Linked DNA regions of Homo sapiens: region 2 is linked to region 1. A link is a loop called in an ENCODE intact Hi-C map of the cell type or tissue named here. Cell type or tissue: GM12878. All regions are shown on one strand. Links, peaks and the distances in the headings refer to the core of each region. The heading gives the core; the rest is flanking DNA. Region 1 has its middle 17 kb from the start of CLLU1. Region 2 overlaps BTG1-DT (BTG1 divergent transcript).

The links. Hi-C counts contacts between places; a loop is a spot of excess contacts. Peaks named below come from ENCODE experiments on the same cell type or tissue, not always from the same donor. Only the 100,000 strongest peaks of a DNase experiment are listed, where the experiment ranks them.
Region 2: it touches region 1 in a loop (2.2-fold over the local background); 2 of 110 quality-filtered maps call a loop at or near these places.

What each region holds. Positions count from the first base shown.
Region 1 is chr12:92,400,498-92,409,359 of GRCh38, reverse strand. No RefSeq gene overlaps it. Among named protein-coding and RNA genes, the nearest start is that of CLLU1, 17 kb to the left of the region's middle. RefSeq lists cis regulatory regions at 4,069-4,518, 5,149-5,682 and an enhancer at 5,111-5,360. In GM12878, for the core only: no CTCF peak of the experiment used is centred there; a DNase peak (open chromatin) is centred at 5,379; H3K27ac peaks cover 2,500 bases.
Region 2 is chr12:92,180,327-92,189,188 of GRCh38, reverse strand. BTG1-DT (BTG1 divergent transcript) reads right to left here. Exons shown (of 3, transcript NR_135036.1): 3 at 3,405-5,063. Among named protein-coding and RNA genes, the nearest start is that of BTG1-DT, 39 kb to the right of the region's middle. In GM12878, for the core only: no CTCF peak of the experiment used is centred there; DNase peaks (open chromatin) are centred at 2,770, 2,958 and 3,968; H3K4me3 peaks cover 329 bases; H3K27ac peaks cover 1,849 bases.

The DNA.
Region 1 (8,862 bases), core at 4,096-6,595:
GAGGACCCAGTTGAGTTCATTCAGCCTTTTAACCCACAGAAGCTTTGAAGTAGTAAATTTGGGTGGTTTTATGCCATTAAGTTAGTCACAGTTTGTCACAGCAGCAACAGAATACTAATTCAGTCAAGAGCTGGCCAGTCAGACGTTCTTTTCCAGGAATTGGAATATTTAGCTACCTGATACAGGGACCAAGACATTTTGAAGATGGTCCATTCCAACAGTAGCATCTTGGAGACATCACATCCACATGCTCTGGTCCCTGTCCTTTCGAAAGCCTGGTAATTCACCTTTCTTTGAGTTACCTCTCAACTTTTTTGTTATTATTATTATGTTAGCTCACTAGAATCAGATTTTCTTCCCTATGACAAATAACCCTACCTAGTACAAGGGTAGATAAGTAGCAGAGCTCAGAGCTGCCATGATGCTCTGGGAGATGGGGTGCATTGACACCTCCCATGTTTACAAATACTTCTCAAGCAGCTAAGCAAGGCTGTGACCTGCCAGCTCAGTTGTAAGTTCACTAGACAAGTGCCATTGTCTAAAGGTCTTTAGGGCCAGACTCAGAGTAAGCCATGCACATTCCTCCTAATTTAACTGTAGCTGGGTTTCCTATTCAATTAGAGGAGAACTTATTGAAGAATAGTCTCTAAGGAGAAAGAGGAACTGTTCCTTCAGTGCATTGATTTTTATAGTGTGAAAGCAAACAGGTTTTTATGTGTGTCCAGGAATATATTGGGGGTTATAAGGTTTTTTTTTAATTAGGATATTCTCAAAATCTGCTTTGCTTCTTGATCCAAAAGTCAAAGAATGTCAAGATGAGTAGACATTAAACAATAATGAGTTTAATCTCTCATCAAGTACTTAAATTCTGCCCTCTGTATTCATCATAACAGGGTGACTGCTTTAACAAAAACTTCAAAATTTTATTGGCTTCACCTCAATGAAGCTTATTTTTCACTTATGTCTTATTTCATTGCAGATTAGCAGGAAGAGGCTATGCCATTCAGGGATACAAGTTCCTTCCATCTTGTGGCTCTTCCTTCTTCTAGATAACCAAAGTATTCCCCTTTCAGCCAGCAGATGGGGCAAGGGGGTGAGGCTCACACAAAGGGTTGGTAGGGTGGAAGGGGCAGTTAAAGGGCAGCCTGGATTTGGCAGGTACCACTGTCACTTACATTTCATCAGCCAGAACTCAGCCACCAGCCCACACCTAACAGCAAGGAGACTGGCACATGCAGTCCAAGTGTACAACCAGGAAAAAGAGGAGAACATAGATAGTGGAGAAAACTAGCTATCTCTGCTTTAGCCTTCCAAGTGGTTATATGACCTCCCCTAACATTCTTCTAGTGACAGGGAACTCATTACTTTTTTTGAGTAAGATAATGTATTTCACCTTTAAACATCCTGGGCAGTTAGGGAGTTTTTCTTTTGTTGAGTTGAACTATATTTTGCTGCATTGTCAAGATAAGCTAATACTTAAGACATAGGCTCTAGAGCCAGACTGCTTGAGTTTGTATCCAAACTCCATCAACTTGGGACAATTATTTCTCAGAGTCTGTTTCCTCATAAATTAATGCATGTATTGCATGGCTTGTGCCTGACATGTAATACATTCTCAATAAACATTAGTGCTTAATGTACCATATATTGGTGCTTGTTTTAACCTTTGTATTCATACAGGTACATCCTTGTCCTTGTCCTTGGATATTTAAAGGTATCTCTGACCCTATTCTAAGTATCTTCCAGAATCTTCAGCTGTTACTCAAGTGAACTCATTTAGCGTCCCTTTCCAATTCTGGTCACTATTCTCAGACTGGGGTTCAGTGTGTCTATAGCCCTTTGAAGAATATGGTGTTCTTATCAGATTACAAGATTCTTTTTTTTTTTTTTTTTTTTTTTTTTTTGAGACAGAGTCTCGCCCTGTCGCCCAGGCTGGAGTGCAGTGGCACATTCTCGGCTCACTGCAAGCTCCACCTTCCGGGTTCACACCATTCTCCTGCCTGTCTCCCAAGTAGCTGGGACTACAGGTGCCTGCCACCACACCTGGCTAATTTTTTGTATTTTTAGTAGAGATGGGGTTTCACCACATTAGCCAGGAAGGTCTCCATCTCCTGACCTCGTGATCTGCCCACCTCGGCCTCCCAAAGTGCTGGGATTACAGACGTGAGCCACCACACCCGGCCTACAAGATTCTGATATGCTCTGACCAGGGAAGAGGGCAGGAAAATTATAACATCCTTATTTTCAGCAGCTGCACATCTGTCTGTGCAACCTAATGAGAGGTGACAGCGTGCTGGCAGTCCTCACAGCCCTCGCTCGCTCTCGGCGCCTCCTCTGCCTGGGCTCCCACTTTGGTGGCACTTGAGGAGCCCTTCAACCCACCGCTGCACTGTGGGACCCCCTTTCTGGGCTGGCCAAGGCCGCAGCCGGCTCCCTCAGCTTGCAGGGAGGTGTGGAGGGAGAGGTGCGAGCTGGAACCGGGGCTGCGTGCAGCGCTTGCGGGCCACCTGGAGTTCCAGGTGGGCGTGGGATTGGCGGGCTCCGCACTCGGAGCAGCCGGCCGGCCCTGCCGGCCCCGGGCAATGAGGGGCTTAGCACCCGGGCCAGTGGCTGCGGAGGGTGTATTGGGTCCCCCAGCAGTGCCAGCCCACTGGCGCTGCGCTCGATTTCTCACCAGGCCTTAGCTGCCTTCCCTCGGGGCAGGGCTCGGGACTTGCAGACCGCCATGCCTGAGCCTCCCACCCCCTCCATGGGCTCCTCTGCGGCCCGAGCCTCCCCGATGAGCACCGCCCCCTGCTCCACGGCGCCCAGTCCCATCAACCACCCAAGGGCTGAGGAGTGTGGGCGCAAGGCGCCTGCAGCCCCGGTGCGGGATCCACTGGGTGAAGCCAGCTGGGCTCCTGAGTCTGGTGGGGACGTGGAGAACCTTTATGTCTAGCTCAGGGATTGTAAATACACCAATCTGCACTCTGTATCTAGCTCAAGGTTTGTAAACACACCAATCAGTACCCTGTGTCTAGCTCAGGGTTTGTGAATGCACCAATCCACACTCTGTATCTAGCTACTCTGGTGGGGCCTTGGAGAACCTTTGCGTGGACACTCTGTATTTAGCTAATCTGGTGGGGATGTGGAGAACCTTTGTGACTAACTCAGGGATTGTAAAGGTACCAATCGCGCCCTGTCAAAACAGACCACTTGGCTCTACCAATCAGCAGGATGTGGGTGGGGGCAGATAAGAGAATAAAAGCAGGCTGCGGGAGCCAGCAGTGGCAACCCGCTCTGGTCCCCTTCCACACTGTGGAAGCTTTGTTCTTTTGCTCTTTGCAATAAATCTTGCTGCTGCTCACTCTTTGGGTCCACACTGCCTTTATGAGCTGTAACACTCACCGCGAAGGTCTGCAGCTTCACTCTTGAAGCCAGCGAGACCACGAACCCACTGGGAGGAACGAACAACTCCAGACGCGCTGCCTTAAGAGCTGTAACACTCACCGCGAAGGTCCCCAGCTTCACTCCTGAGCTGGCGAGACCACGAACCCACCAGAAGGAAGATACTCCGAACACATCGGAACACCAGAAGGAACAAACTCCGGACACGCTGCCTTTAAGAACTGTAACACTCACCGTGAGGGTCCGCAGCTTCATTCTTGAAGTCAGTGAGACCAAGAACCCACCCATTCCGGACACACTAGGATCACATTAGCTTTTTCACTCACCACTTCACCCAGTTACTATATATCAATCTTACTTTCTACAAAAAGTTTTAAAATTTTATATAAATGTAATTGTTAAGCCAAATTTCTTGCATTGCTATAAGGTTTTATATTCCCAAGAGAAGGTTGTTATACTTATGCCTATACACTTTTAGTATATTCTATTTGATCTTGTATTTTCAATCTAAATGGAAGTTACTGCATTCTCAAAGCCCTCCTACTACTTAACCGTGGCTAATACAGTTTCCTAGAACACAAGGAGAGTGATCAAGACTCATTTGTTAGTGTAAATGTCTTTTCCCTGGCATTATAAATGACTAGTGTCAGGGAAAATTACTAAGCTGATATTTAGGAAATTTTTTTCTATTTTTGAAAAGTTATTAAAAACACACACACACACATACACCAGCACACATTCTTGGGATGAAGCCTAGCACAACTGTTTCAATGTGAATTCCTTTAGCCTTTTCTCCTTTTGGACAGGGAGTTTCACTGTGTGTGCTGACACATTGTGTGGGGTTGAGAAGGACAAGAAAGGAGACCAAAGATAAGGCAGAAGAAGCGGGTGGATACCACAGATAACACTTTAGGCAGGTTTAAAATTCTTATTGAAGAAAACTCACCTAGCAGTGGCTGAACTAGGTGACCCTGAAGGCTCCTTACAAACCTATGATTCTCATAATCTATCTCATAAATAAGCAGATTCCAGCCCCAGAAGCCTCAGTGTACCAACCTAGGAAACGGTAGCATTCTTTTTTTGAAATACTTGTTCTAAGTACTGTCTCTTCAGATCAAGAATGGTGTTCCTTCTTAATAGCTCCTCCATTATCACTACTCCCCCAATCACTATCTTTGTGACTATGAAAGCCTGACTCTGAAGGCTAATCCTTAACCTTCCTGGTCTTCTTTACTAAAGTCAGTCTTTGGTATGAGTCATTTGAGATGGATGCATGGGCCTTTTCTGTAGTAATAGCAACAACGATAGTAGCAATACTAATAGTTAATATTAATTGAGCACATACTACATGTGAGGAACATGCTGTGGCATAGGTACTATATTACTAACTACCACATGTTACTGAAGAGTAAGCTGAGGCACAGAAAATTACATAGTGCCAGGGGCAGTTAAATAGGCACTCCTAACTATAGAATGCAAATTACCATTCACACATGGGCATAGTTCCTGCCATTTACCACCCTCAGAGGCTGCAGACTTAGCTGCCAAACTGCCAAAGGTTTACACAGATGTAAATTTCAGGCTACATGAATCCCATAACTTTTTGTGCCTACTTTTCACTAATTCACCTGACTTTGACATCTCATGCTTCTATAAATGTCTTTTAACTCAGTGGTTAATAAGAAGCTAAAATGGTATTTTGGTATAATTACAAAGTAATCAGCATAAAGTTTTGGGCAACAATTGAATTAGTGGCTCCTCGAACAAAAGGACAGAACATGTTACATTTTAACATGGTGCGTAAAAAAAATGCTTACAGGATCAAGGCCATTAATCCCTTTAGTTCACTTGGACTGAGGGTGGGGAAATCCCAAGAAACAGCAATTCAATCACCTTCTTGAACAGCCCACATGCTCAGATGATTTCTGAGAAATGAACTTAACTTTTAGAGGTTTCATGATCAGCTGCTGGATGACATCCGGCACCAACTTAACCACTAATCTCAGATCTCATAGCAACACAGATCGCCTGGAACTCAAAATAGTCCTGCCTCAAGCTCTTTTCACTTCTTATCACTTCAGCAAGAGCATGTGAAGGAAAGGTGTCTATCAGCCAACAGCTGCTAATTTTCAGAGAAATGAATGGATGTGTGGCTGCTTCCATTTAATCAGTCACCATCTATCTCAGCAGTATTAATGCTTCCATTTGACCAGCCACCTCTATCTACACATACTTCTTTTTTATCTAAGAGTCTACTGGACTTTTTCAAATTCATCTGAACATGTGATATTTTCACAGGGCTCAACATTGAACAAAATCCTCTTTAATCCTAACCTTTCACCACTTTATTTTATTTCTCAACATTTCCCTTTCATAGAAACACATTGGAAGCTAATCCCCAAGACTTTGAGAGAAGTCACCCAAGAAAGTCTGACTTTGCTGGAAGATCTTTAAGCTGCTTCAAGCCTTGGATGTCATCTGATCACTGCTCTTGATTTCTTTATCCTTGGACTGCAGTTAGAGACTTGGCTGCTATAAAGTGAATTACTCTTGAATAAGGGCATAGTTTCCACTGTGATAACCTTGTTTCTATCCATGACAGCTAGGGAAACTGCAGCCTGAGAGTGCTTTGCTTGGTAGCAGGTGTAATGTAGTTTTGACTAAAATTCTGTTGAAGAAAACTCTCTCAGCTTGCCCCCAAACAATTTATGTCAGCAGAAGAAATAAATAAAGAAATAATAATAGAGTATATTGTTTGAATTTGTTGCAGTGGGGTATATTGTTTTATGACAAAAAAACAAGTATCAATTTTTAGTTGCACACTTCTAGGTCACCTAAATGGTTGGTTCTGGCACAAAATTTAATATAAGGAAATGTGAAAACTCCTCCCCTAACTTCTGCCAAGCCTCTCCTGTATGGTTAACTGCTGCTTTCATGTCCCCTGTCACTGAGAGGACTTTGGTAGTCATATTTCATCTCTGTAATTCCCATATGAACTTGCCTTAAGTTAAAAACAACCAAGGATACATTCTCCTTTGCTTTGTAGGAGGTGGTGCCCAGAGTTCATAAACTGAATTTAAATTATACCAAAAGAGATCTTCAAACTGTGAAGAAAGCCTAGCATATGACAGTTTGCTCATAAAGACCAAGTAAAGCTACTGTATTGCAGAGGAACCAACAGTTTAGTATAATCCAATTCAATTTGCAAGCAATCATTAATTATTTTCTGGGTTTATTATATCATTAATAGCTGTAAATAAGCCACGTATTTCAGTTGAAAGGAATCAATTCTACCTTTAAATCAAATTTGAAGAAGAGGAAGGGGAAAAAGAAGAAGAGGAAGAGAAGGAGGAAGAAGAAGAAAAACAAGAACATGAAGAAGAAGGAGGGGGAGAGGTGAGGAGAAGAAAAAGAGGTAGTGGAAAAATAAGGAGGAGAATAGAAGGGAGAGGGATAACAATGATACCACCTTTTAAGAAATCAAAAACTGGATCTGTTAGTCCTCCCTCCCTCTCAGGCACCCAATCTCAGGTGTTGCTAGACAGAGGACAGCAAGACCCTTCTAATTTCCCACCGCAGCAATACACCCAAGTGCCATCTCTTCCTGAAATGCTAGAAGGGAGCTAACATTCACTGGGCTCCTCTTACAATCATGTACATTCTTTGGTACTTTACATGACTTAGATATATAGTTCCATTAATTTCTCAAACAATAGTATAAGGTAGACAATGTTATTTCCATATTTATAGATTAAGTTCAAGAGGTTGAGAAATTTGCCTTAGGTAACACAGCTAACAAGAGAGGAGCTGGCATTTAAATCCGCATGTCTGGATTGCCAAACCTAGACTTGTTCCATCATCTCACATGCACTTCACCTTCTCTGCTCTGCCAGGAGATTGATCTGGTATCTCCTTTGCAATCTGGTAAGCCTGTCTGTCTGGCACAGCTTACCCAAAAAGGGTCTCCTAATACCAATCTTTGTTCCCATACATTGTTGGTGAGTCCCAGCCCAAGCAAGGGCAATTTGCTTTTGCAGGTTACTTTCCCAAAGTGGCTATGCATTTGTGTTTCTTACCACTGAACATAAGGCAGTCCATTGCTCAGGCATAAACCCCAACCCGAGACAACTGGGTACATTGATAGTTACCACACAGATGAAAAAACTTTGATGGAAAGGGCAAACACTGGGAAACACATGGAAAATTGGTTTCATGTGGTTTGATTACACTGACTTAAAATATCCCTTTTTCCTGATCAGATCAGAAATTGATATGTGTGTTGCTACTCTGAGCTATGAGTCTGAGTATTTTTTTTTTAATGATGTAGGGACTCTTCTTTTGAATATCTGTGGGCCCTTTAAATGAGATGGAAGAAAATCTTCCAATATTGTCACACTTGATATAATATTTTTCAAGGAGAGACTGTCAGGATGAGGATGTACCCTCACAACCCATATTAAGGAGAAAAGCAAAAGAAATTGGAGGAGAGAAGACTTAAATGTGCTGAGGGCTGATTCTGACTCTGTGCCAGGCGCTAGGTTTGCCACTTGGCTAACTTTATTTTCTTCATTCCTCTCAACAACCCTGTGAAGTATAAACATTCTACCTGCACACCACCACCACTACCACCACCATCACCATCACCACCGCCACCACCATCACCACCATTACCATGAAGACTGAAGGAGCAATACTCCATGTAGGGTCCAGTAGCTGTTGCGTGATGGAGCTGAGAATTGAAATCATATCTCCCTGGGCTGTTTTCACTACACTGCACAATCTTCTAATGAGCAGGGCTCTGTTTTTGGCCTGAGGAATGAAACAGTGACAAGGCGTACTCTGTGTGTGTGTGTCCTGTATTCAAGAGGCTTAAAATCTAGTTAGGAGACAAATTTAAAAGGTCAGTAGCAACCGATGCTTGTAAAAATGCTAAGCCCAACAAAGGTACAGAAGTCCAAAGGAGCCACTGATTACAAAGACCCCAAGTCGTGGAGGAGTTTTCATGAAGGACAGAGACTTGGATTGGGCTTAGAAAAGAAAGCCGAGGACTTACAGACATGGAGAAGAGGCCAACAGCTGTCCCAGAAGGCAGATCACCTTGGGCTAAGAATACACATGCTGTTTTTAGGGAACAAAGTGAGTGGCTGTGGCTGCTGTTATTTCAGAGGTGAGCATAGAGCGAGAGTTAAGAAATGCCCCTTTGGAAGGTCTGTTAGACCCTTGCTCCTCAAAGTGTGGTCTGAGCACCAGTGCTGTCAACATCACCTGAGTGCTTGTTAGAAATGCAGAATCTGGTTGAGTGCAGTGGCTCAAGCCTGTAATCCCAGCACTTTGGGAGGCCAAGGTGGGAGGATTGCTTAAGCTCAGGAGTTCCAGACCAGCCTGGGCAACACAGTAAGACCTCATTTCTATTAAAAAGAAAGAAAGAAATAAAGAAATGCAGAATCTTGAGCCCTGCACCCAACCCACTGAATT
Region 2 (8,862 bases), core at 2,676-5,175, 220 kb after region 1:
ATGTTTACCAAAATCACAGTAAAATAAAATTGAATCACTGATAAATACAAAAAGCGAAAGTAATATATTAAAGGTGGTAGTGGTTTGGGAGGTGAAGGGGAAGAGAGAGAGGATGCAATAGAAACTTGGATTGAGAAGAACCAGAACCGGAGTGACTAAGTATAAAACTTTGCTCTGAGCACCCTAGAAGCCAAGGCAAGGAGGGACATTCAATGGATCATATAACTCTCTAGATCTAACAAAAGAAAGCTCCCGGTTTTGGTGGATGATATAGATACTTTCCTGACTCTGAACTCGGAGAATAATTTGTCGTTGAGAATTTAAAGGAGAGACACTGAACAACATAATGAGGTCCTGTGTTTTCAAAAAGCAAGTTTTCAAATGGATGTGTTTCACATTTTGCCTGATGAAAGCCAGGGACATAGCATTACACTCTTGCTCTGTAAAGTTAATTATTCAAAAGGCCAGAGTGACATAGTCCAAAGAAGTAACCTAAGGACAGTCTCAAAGGTGGAAAACCTGTGATGAACTACTGGCCATGCCACTTATTAGTGGAGCCACTTTAGCCACGTCCCCTTTCATTCTCTGAGCTTATGTTTTTTTAATTTTAAAGAAGGAGGGATAATATCTCCGTTTTCTAATTGTATGTGAGAATTGAATTAAATAACCTGTGAAAGTACCTTTAACTCTTTAGATATAAACATATGTATAGTATTTGCATAAGGAAAATGATACTCTAGAATCTTCTAGACAAAATCAGATCAAATTACATATATTTTATAATTAATTACATAAAGTGTTCAACTGATGAGTCATTCAATAGTGAAAGACTATGCTAAATTTTCATTGCAGCTCTAAATGAAAGGCTTTTTATTTCCCCTGTTTATTATTTTGCTTTTTAAATTTCTTGTGTTTCAAATAAATAAGGTGTCATCAACAAAAGAAATAGGTTTTTGTTTGGTTGGTTGTTTTTAGAGATGGGGTCTTGCTATGTTGCCCAGGGTGGCCTTGAACTCCTGGCCTCAATCAATCCTCCCACCTCAGCCTCCTGAGTAGCAGGTATTACAGGCATGAGCCACTGTGCCCAGCAAGAAATAGTTTTTTATTTGCTAAGGATTTTAAGGCAGTGTTTATAACACTGGAAAACCCCGTAGACATTATTATTACCAATGTGATCATTAATACTATCATCATTACTTCTCCCAACAGCTACAATTTATTGAGCGTTTACTATTGGCCATACATGAAATTAAATGCTTCTGTGTACATTAAAAATGCAACCCCTGGACTAGGAATGAGGACAAGGGCAGTTTTTATAACACCCCTCATGAGCAGTAAATTATCAGACTAGCCACTTATCTCTGACCCTAAGTTCCTCAGGTGTAGAATAGTATTATTACACATCTTAAAGGATTCCTTCTAGACTTCAAGATTCTATTAACTGCTTTGTCAGAGTCCACTTAATGGTGAAAAGGTTGCTTCTCATGTTTGTGATATATTATAGGCACTTTCACCATAGTTAGGAATTGATGATTTTCTTATGTTGTTCTCTTTGGTGGCTTAGTAAAAGCAGCACCATATTTTTTCTCCTATGAACCTGGTGGCATATTCTTTCATAAGCGAGAACATGTCATCTACAACTTGTGGAATTCTGTGGAATGTATTTCTCTAAAGAGAATATTAAGGCCCCAATAATTTTGTGTTACTGCCTAAAATTAGTGGGTGTTCATTGTGTTTCTAAGGGATATTCCATTGCTTAGTCAAGTTCCCCAGCAGTTCAGCAACTTTCATTAGTTAAGATCATAGTTAATATACCAAAATAGAATCTAACAGGGGTTTTCAGCTTTGGCCACACATGGCAGTCATTGGGAAGCTTCAAAAAATATCAGTGCATGAATCCTACCATTAGAGATTCAGATTTGATTGGTCCAGGGAGAAGCCTGGACACTGGGATTTTGTTTTTCTAACACTTTCCCAGGTGATCCTAATGTGAGGTCAAGATTGAGATTTACTGGCCCATCTGCCATTGTCAGTGAGGCAGAACATCGCATATTTGAAGATGAAAAGTGCCAATCAGAACCAGTTGGTGGATACACTACTGAAAAAACCAGCGTTAGAGGCCAGTAGGGTCCCAACCAACACCTAAAAGGCTGGTGAAACTGGCAGTATAGAAAATTGTAAGAAGGTTGTAAGAAGGCTTTTTTCAGTGTCTCTGTGTTATTTTGGGGCTTATCAACTGAGAAAAAGTAGAAATGAAAGGTATATCATCTTAATGAAAAAAGCCATTTGTGAGTCTTCTTTCTTTATCTATTTGTTCTGCTTTATAACGGTCAAAATCCAGAAGAGGCGCCTGCGAAAAGTGATATATATTCACCATATTCTCCTGCCCCTCACCCTCCTTTTGGGAGGCACCAAACTTCCCTTTCCGATTCGGAGGTCTTTTGGACATAGTTTATACTGTCATTGTATCTTTCAGGCTCTATTTAAATTGATAGAACCAAGAGACACAAGAAATCTTTACCAAAATGAGAAACCAACTTGAGGTAATCTTTTGGGAATTTCTTTGCTTTCTTATATAGCATCCAACACATGGCTCTGTTCTGGTATGTTTAGGAAATCGTGCCCATCCTGTCTCTTTGTTTGCTTTTTAAACCCGCTTTTTTGATTTCTTGCAAATTTTTCTGTCCAAAGCTAAATTGATTCTGCACAGCAAAGATAAACTCCAATCCAGAAACTGAAGAGAAACTGTTTATGTGGTTGAGGTGCATATTTATAGGATTCCTGATTCAGTGGTGAGACCTGGAGGAGCTGCACCGCAGCTGCTGGTCTATACAATGGCCCTTTTTCAGTTCTATGAAATGAGAGGTTTTCATCTCCTCCAGGAAGATTTTCAGGTCTGGTCCACAGATGGCTGACATTTGGGCCTTTTCTTAGATCTTCTTGTGACTTCTTAAATAAAATTTTGAGGTTAAATGTATAAATAATATGGAAGGAACTAAACGCTTGAGGTTAATGTTTGCAGGAAAAACCAGGGAGGGGACTTTTGCTAAAGGTGTTTTTTGAAATGCTGCTCAACTTCCTACTTGACACAGTAACCCAAGATAAGGGGTTTTCACCATTTTTTTTTCAATTTTTATAATTACCACAAAAACGTACCTTGTAATCTGAAGCAGAGAAACATTCAAATTTATCATAGTGTTATCCTATTTTTTTTGCTTACTTTTTCCACTGTATAAGATGATGAGAGAAAACTAAGATGTTTAGAAAATGAAAAGCATGGAAAAATAAATGACCTCCATGAAAGTATTTAGGGTTTTAAAAGAAGAAGGAGGAGGAGGATGAGGAGGAGGAGGAGGAGGAAGAAGGGGAGGAGAGGAAGAAATGCCACAACCACCATGTATTTTCACTATCTACTTGAAAATTTCAGCAATTTTCATCTTCATAGGATTTATTTTCCTAGTAGTAAGAATTCCTAGTATTTTGTTTTCTCATATCTCAGCCTTTATCACTATTAAATACTCTGTTAGTTGTGTTTGTGTATGTGTGACAAAGGAACTTAGAAATGTAGTAATATATTTTCTCATAATACAATTGCCTCTTGATTCTAAATTTGGATTTAATTAAACTATTCGATATATGTAAGAAGTTTTGATTGTAAATAATAGAAAAGAATTTTGGAGAATTTAGGCAAGCATTCAGATGTACTGCAGGGATATTTGGGCTATTTTACAGTGCCTAAGGACTGAAATATGTCAGTGTGTTAGGTTGCTTTTAAAACAGCTCTCAAAGATTTCTGCCTCCTGATACCCACACCTTGTGTCATTTCCTTCCCATGAGTAGAGGCTGGATGTAGTGGCTTCTAACAAGAAGAGAGCAGCAAAAGTCATAAGATTCTCCTCCAAGATTAGACCATGACTTCCTTCTTGGTGGCTTTTTCTCTTTTCACTCTGACAAAGGCAGATGCCATGCTGTGAGCTGAGAAGCTTATGTGACAAGAAACTGAGTGCAGCCTCTGGCCAACAGGTGGTGAGAAACTGAGGCTATTAGTGTAACAGTCTGCAGGAAACTGAATCCTACTGCAGCCATATGAGTGAACTTGGGAAAGGATCCTTCCCCATTTGAAATTTCAGATGAAACCACAACCTCAGTCAGGACTTTGACTGCAAACTCGTGGAAGACTCTGACACAGGGGATCCAACTACTCCCTGTCTAGATTCTCAGCCCACAGAAATTGTGGGATAATACATGCTGTTGTGTTAAGCCACTTAGTTTTGAGGTAATTTGGTATACAACAGCACATAAGTGATATAGTTAGCAAAAGTGTATGAGCCCTGAGGGTTGGCAGAGTGGAGGGAGGGGTGTAAAATGCTTTTACTGCTCCTTAATTTCCTTTCTCTCTGGGTGTCTGTCTCATTCATCTCTCTCATTACCAAGCCACTCTGCCTGATCCTCAGCATCCAAGTACACCAATAGCTGCCGCATTCACCTGCCTTTAGTTTCTGTCATTTGGAGGAAAATTAATGTCTTTTTAGGCACCTTTCCAAAACTATAATGGCAGGCATTGGATTGACTGATCTTGTGTCAGAGGCTGACCTCTAAACGAATCTGTATCCAGGTGGGAAACATGCAAGGGAGAGATTGTGAATGACTCTTCTTGGATCAAGTGCACTAACAGCAATTTCTGTGGTGATTATGGAAACTAAAAAATGTAGTTAGATTTGCAATTCATTTCACTATTTTTCTTACTTTGGCTTATCATTTATATAGCATGAATTACTAACGTGGTGAAACTAATATATACCATCACTCTAAAAAGTAAATAAAGAAAAATTTAAGGTCTGTAAAAAAAAACTTTTCACCTAGAAAGTGCATCATATGGGACTTGAGATTGGTACAAAGTACAGTCCAAGATGTAGAAAGTAAAAGCTTGACATTCTTGATTATTCAGGAAGGATATTATTTGACATTTGAGGCCAACTGAAGCTTCTTATGTCCGTCATATCACAAGTTCTTTGGGTCTCCACTTTCTGCCTATTGTCCAGCATATGTGGAAATATACAATTCTGGAAAAGGGGGATAAAACAACAAAAACAGAATCAATTGTTGTACCAGGGTGCTGAACATTTATCAAACTACAACTGTATAATTGTGACAAATAAGAAGGTCCCTTCAGAACTGCCTAAACGCAGAATACTGACTGTGATCAAACAATGTAGAAAAAACAGAGTGGATTTGCTGCTGGAATCCCAAACAGAACACATCGTAGAAACCTATATAATATTTTGGCTGCTAGACTTGCTTCATATATCCAAAGCATTTTGTAAAGATTAACTCTGAAATCAGGAAAAATAAGCATACTTTATTGCTGTTTTGATGTGATAAGAGTACTGGTAAGAGAGTTAAAGAAAGCATTCTATTGGAAATGGCCGAGATAATAGAATCACAATTACAGGATGCTAAAGGGCAGTTAGTGGGTGTGTGGAGTGCCTGTGAAATCAGAGGCAGGGATGGAGGGGCTGGTGAAGACACAGTGTCCACATACAGCATAGGACCTGGGCTTTAGAATCATTCTCCTTGGGTTCAAATTCTTCCTCTGCCAAGTACCAGAGACTTTGGGCATATCATTTACACTCTGTGCCTCAGTTCTTTCATTTTTAAAATAGAGAAATATTGAAAAGTACCCAGCTGTATAGTTTTGCTGTCAGGATGAGCTAAGATAATTTATATAAACAGCCTGGCATGGTGCCTAACACATGGTAATCACTCAAATGTTAGTCTTATTGTTACACACTTTTTGACACCAGTTATTTAAACTCTTTCAACCCCTATGTGCTCATTTGTCAAATGGGGAAATAATTTTAGCAATTAAAATTGTGACATATGTAAAGTTATGACATATGTAAATTATGTAAATTACATATGTAAAATATGTAAATTACATAAGTAAATTATGACATATGTAAAGTTATGTGTATGTCCTCGGATATCACGTTATACACTTACTCAGTCTAAATACAGGCATACCTTGTTTTATGGTGCTTTGCTTTGTTGCACTTTGCAGTTGGTACATTTTTTACAAATTGAAGGTTTGTGGCAACCCTGTGTCTAGCAAGTCTACTGGTGTTATTGTTTTCAAAAGCACATGCTCACTTCGTGTCTCATGTTCAGTTTTGGTGATTCGCTCAATAATTCAAACTTGCAGATATTTCAAACAGGAAATACGTTTACAGCATTGTTTACTAAATATTTTAAGCCCACCATTGAGACCTACTGCTCAGGAAAAAAATAAATAAATAAAAGATTCCTTTCAAAATATTACTGCTCTTTGACAATGCACTTGGTCACCCAGGAGCTCTGAGGGAGTTGTACAAGGAGATTAATGTCTTCATGGCTGCTAATACAGCATTCATTCTGTAGCCCATGGATCAAAGAGTAACTTTGACTTTCAAATCTTCTTACTTAAGAAATATATTTCATGAAGCTACAGCTTCAATAGATAGTGATTCATCTGATGAATCTGGGCAAAGTTGAACACCTTCTGGAAAAGATTCACCATTCTAGATGCCATTAAAAACGCTTATGAGTCATTGGAGGAGGTCAAAATATCAACATTAGCAGGAGTTTGGAAGAAGCTGATTCTTCTTCCTTATAGATGACTTTGAGGGATTCAAGACTTTGGTGGAGGAAGGAACGGCAGATGTGATAGAAATAGCTCGACCTAGAATTAGAAATGGCATCTGACGATGTGACTGAATTACTACAATATTGGGACAAAACTTGAATAGATGGGGAGTTGCTTCCCATGGTTAAGCAAAGAAAGTGGTTTCATGAGATGGAATCTACTTCTGGGAAGATCGCTCTGAACGTTGTTAAAATAATAAAGGATTTAGAATATGACAAACTTAGTTGATAAAGCAGTGACGGAGTTTGAGAAGATCGACTCCAATTTTGAAAGAAGTTCTGTGGGTGAAATGTTATCAAACAGATCACATGCCACAGATAAATCTTTCATGCAAGGAAGAGTCCATTGACGTGGCAAACTTTATTATTGTTTCATCTTAAGGGATTGCTACAGTCACCTAGCCTTCAGCAACCACCACCCTGATCAGTCAGCAGCCAACAACATCAAGGCAAGGCCCTCTACCGGCAAACAGATTACAACTCACTGAAAGCTCAGATGATCATTAGCATTTTTTTTAGCAAGAAATATTTTTAGGTCGGGCGCAGTGGCTCATGCTTGTAATCCCAGCACTTTGGGAGGCTGAGGCGGGTGGATCACCTGAGGTCAGGAGTTCGAGACCAGCCTGGCCAACATAGTGAAACCTGTCTCTACTAAAAATACAAATATTAGCCGGTCATGGTGGCATGCACCTGTAATTCCACTTGCATGGGAAACTGAGGCAGGAGAATCGCTTGAACCCGGGAGGCGGAGGTTGCCGTGAGCCGAGATCGTGCCACTGCACTCTAGCCTGGGTGACAGAGAGATACTCTGTCTCAAAAATAAAAAAAAATTTAATTAAAGTTTGTCCACTGAGTTTTTTAGACATGATATTACTGCAGCTTAACAGACATAGCAGTTTAAACATAACTTTTACATGTATTGGGAAACCAAAAATTTTATGAGTTTCTTTTTTATTATTGTGGTATTATCTTTACTATGGGATCTGTAACCAAACCCGCACTATCTCTGAGGTGTATCTATATATTTTTTCTTAGTTCTCTGGGAATGAGAAGAGAAAATAAGTTTGCAGCCCTTTTGCAATCATCTAGGATCACAGTTGCAGTCCAAACGATGGTGTGTTAGTTTTCTAGGACTGCCATAACAAATGATCACAAATTAGATGACTTAAAACAACATAAATTTATTCACATAGTTTTGGAGACTAGAAGTCTAAAGTCACGGTGTCAGCAGGGCCATGTTCCCTCTGCAAACTCTAGAAGAGAATCCTTCCTTGATTATTCTAGTTTCTGGTGGTTCCTGTGTATCTTGCTTTATGGCAGCATAATTCCAATCTCCATTTTCATCTTCATATGGTCATCTTCTCTATGGATATCTGTCTCCAATCTCCCTCTCTCTTTTTTTTTTCTCTCTCTCTCTCTTTTTTTTTCCAAGAGTCTCACTCTTACTCAGGCTGCCGTGCAGTGGTACAATCATGGCTCGCTGCTGCCTTGAACTCCTTGACTCAAGCAATTCTTCCACCTTAGCCTCTCCAGTAGCTGGAACTACAGGCATGCACCACCACACTCAGCTATCTTTTTATTTTTTATTTTTTGTAGAGATGGGGTCTCACTATGTTGCCCAGGCTGGTCTTGAATTCATGGGCTCAAGCAATCCTCCCACTTCAGCCTCCCAAAGTGCAGGGATTACAAGCATAAGCCACTGTGCCTGGCCTCTCCTTTTACTTATAAAGATACTAGTCGTCATATTTAAGGTAGACTCCAAATCTAGGATTATTTCATCTTGAAATACATAACTCATATCTGTAAAGATCCTGTTTTCAAATAGTGCCACATTCCAAGATTCTGAGCAGATAAAAATGTTGAGGGGACACTAGTCAATCCACTACAGTAGTGGTTTTCCAAATGTCTTGGAGGGACAAAGAGAAAACTTCCTCTGCTTCTGAAGTTTTGCTGCAAAGCCACTGACAAAAGGCAGATTAATAAGAGAACAGGCGTACAAATTTATTAACGTGCACAAGGGCAGAGGGGGCTATCACAGAGTAATTACCCAAATACCCAGTGTGGTACAAAAGCTTATGTACCCTTTTTCATAGGGGAAGGAGGAGACGAGGAATGCAGATTCTTTTGAAGGGCAGTAAATCATTGGGGAGAATGAATGGGTCAGGGAGGTGGAAGGCAGAC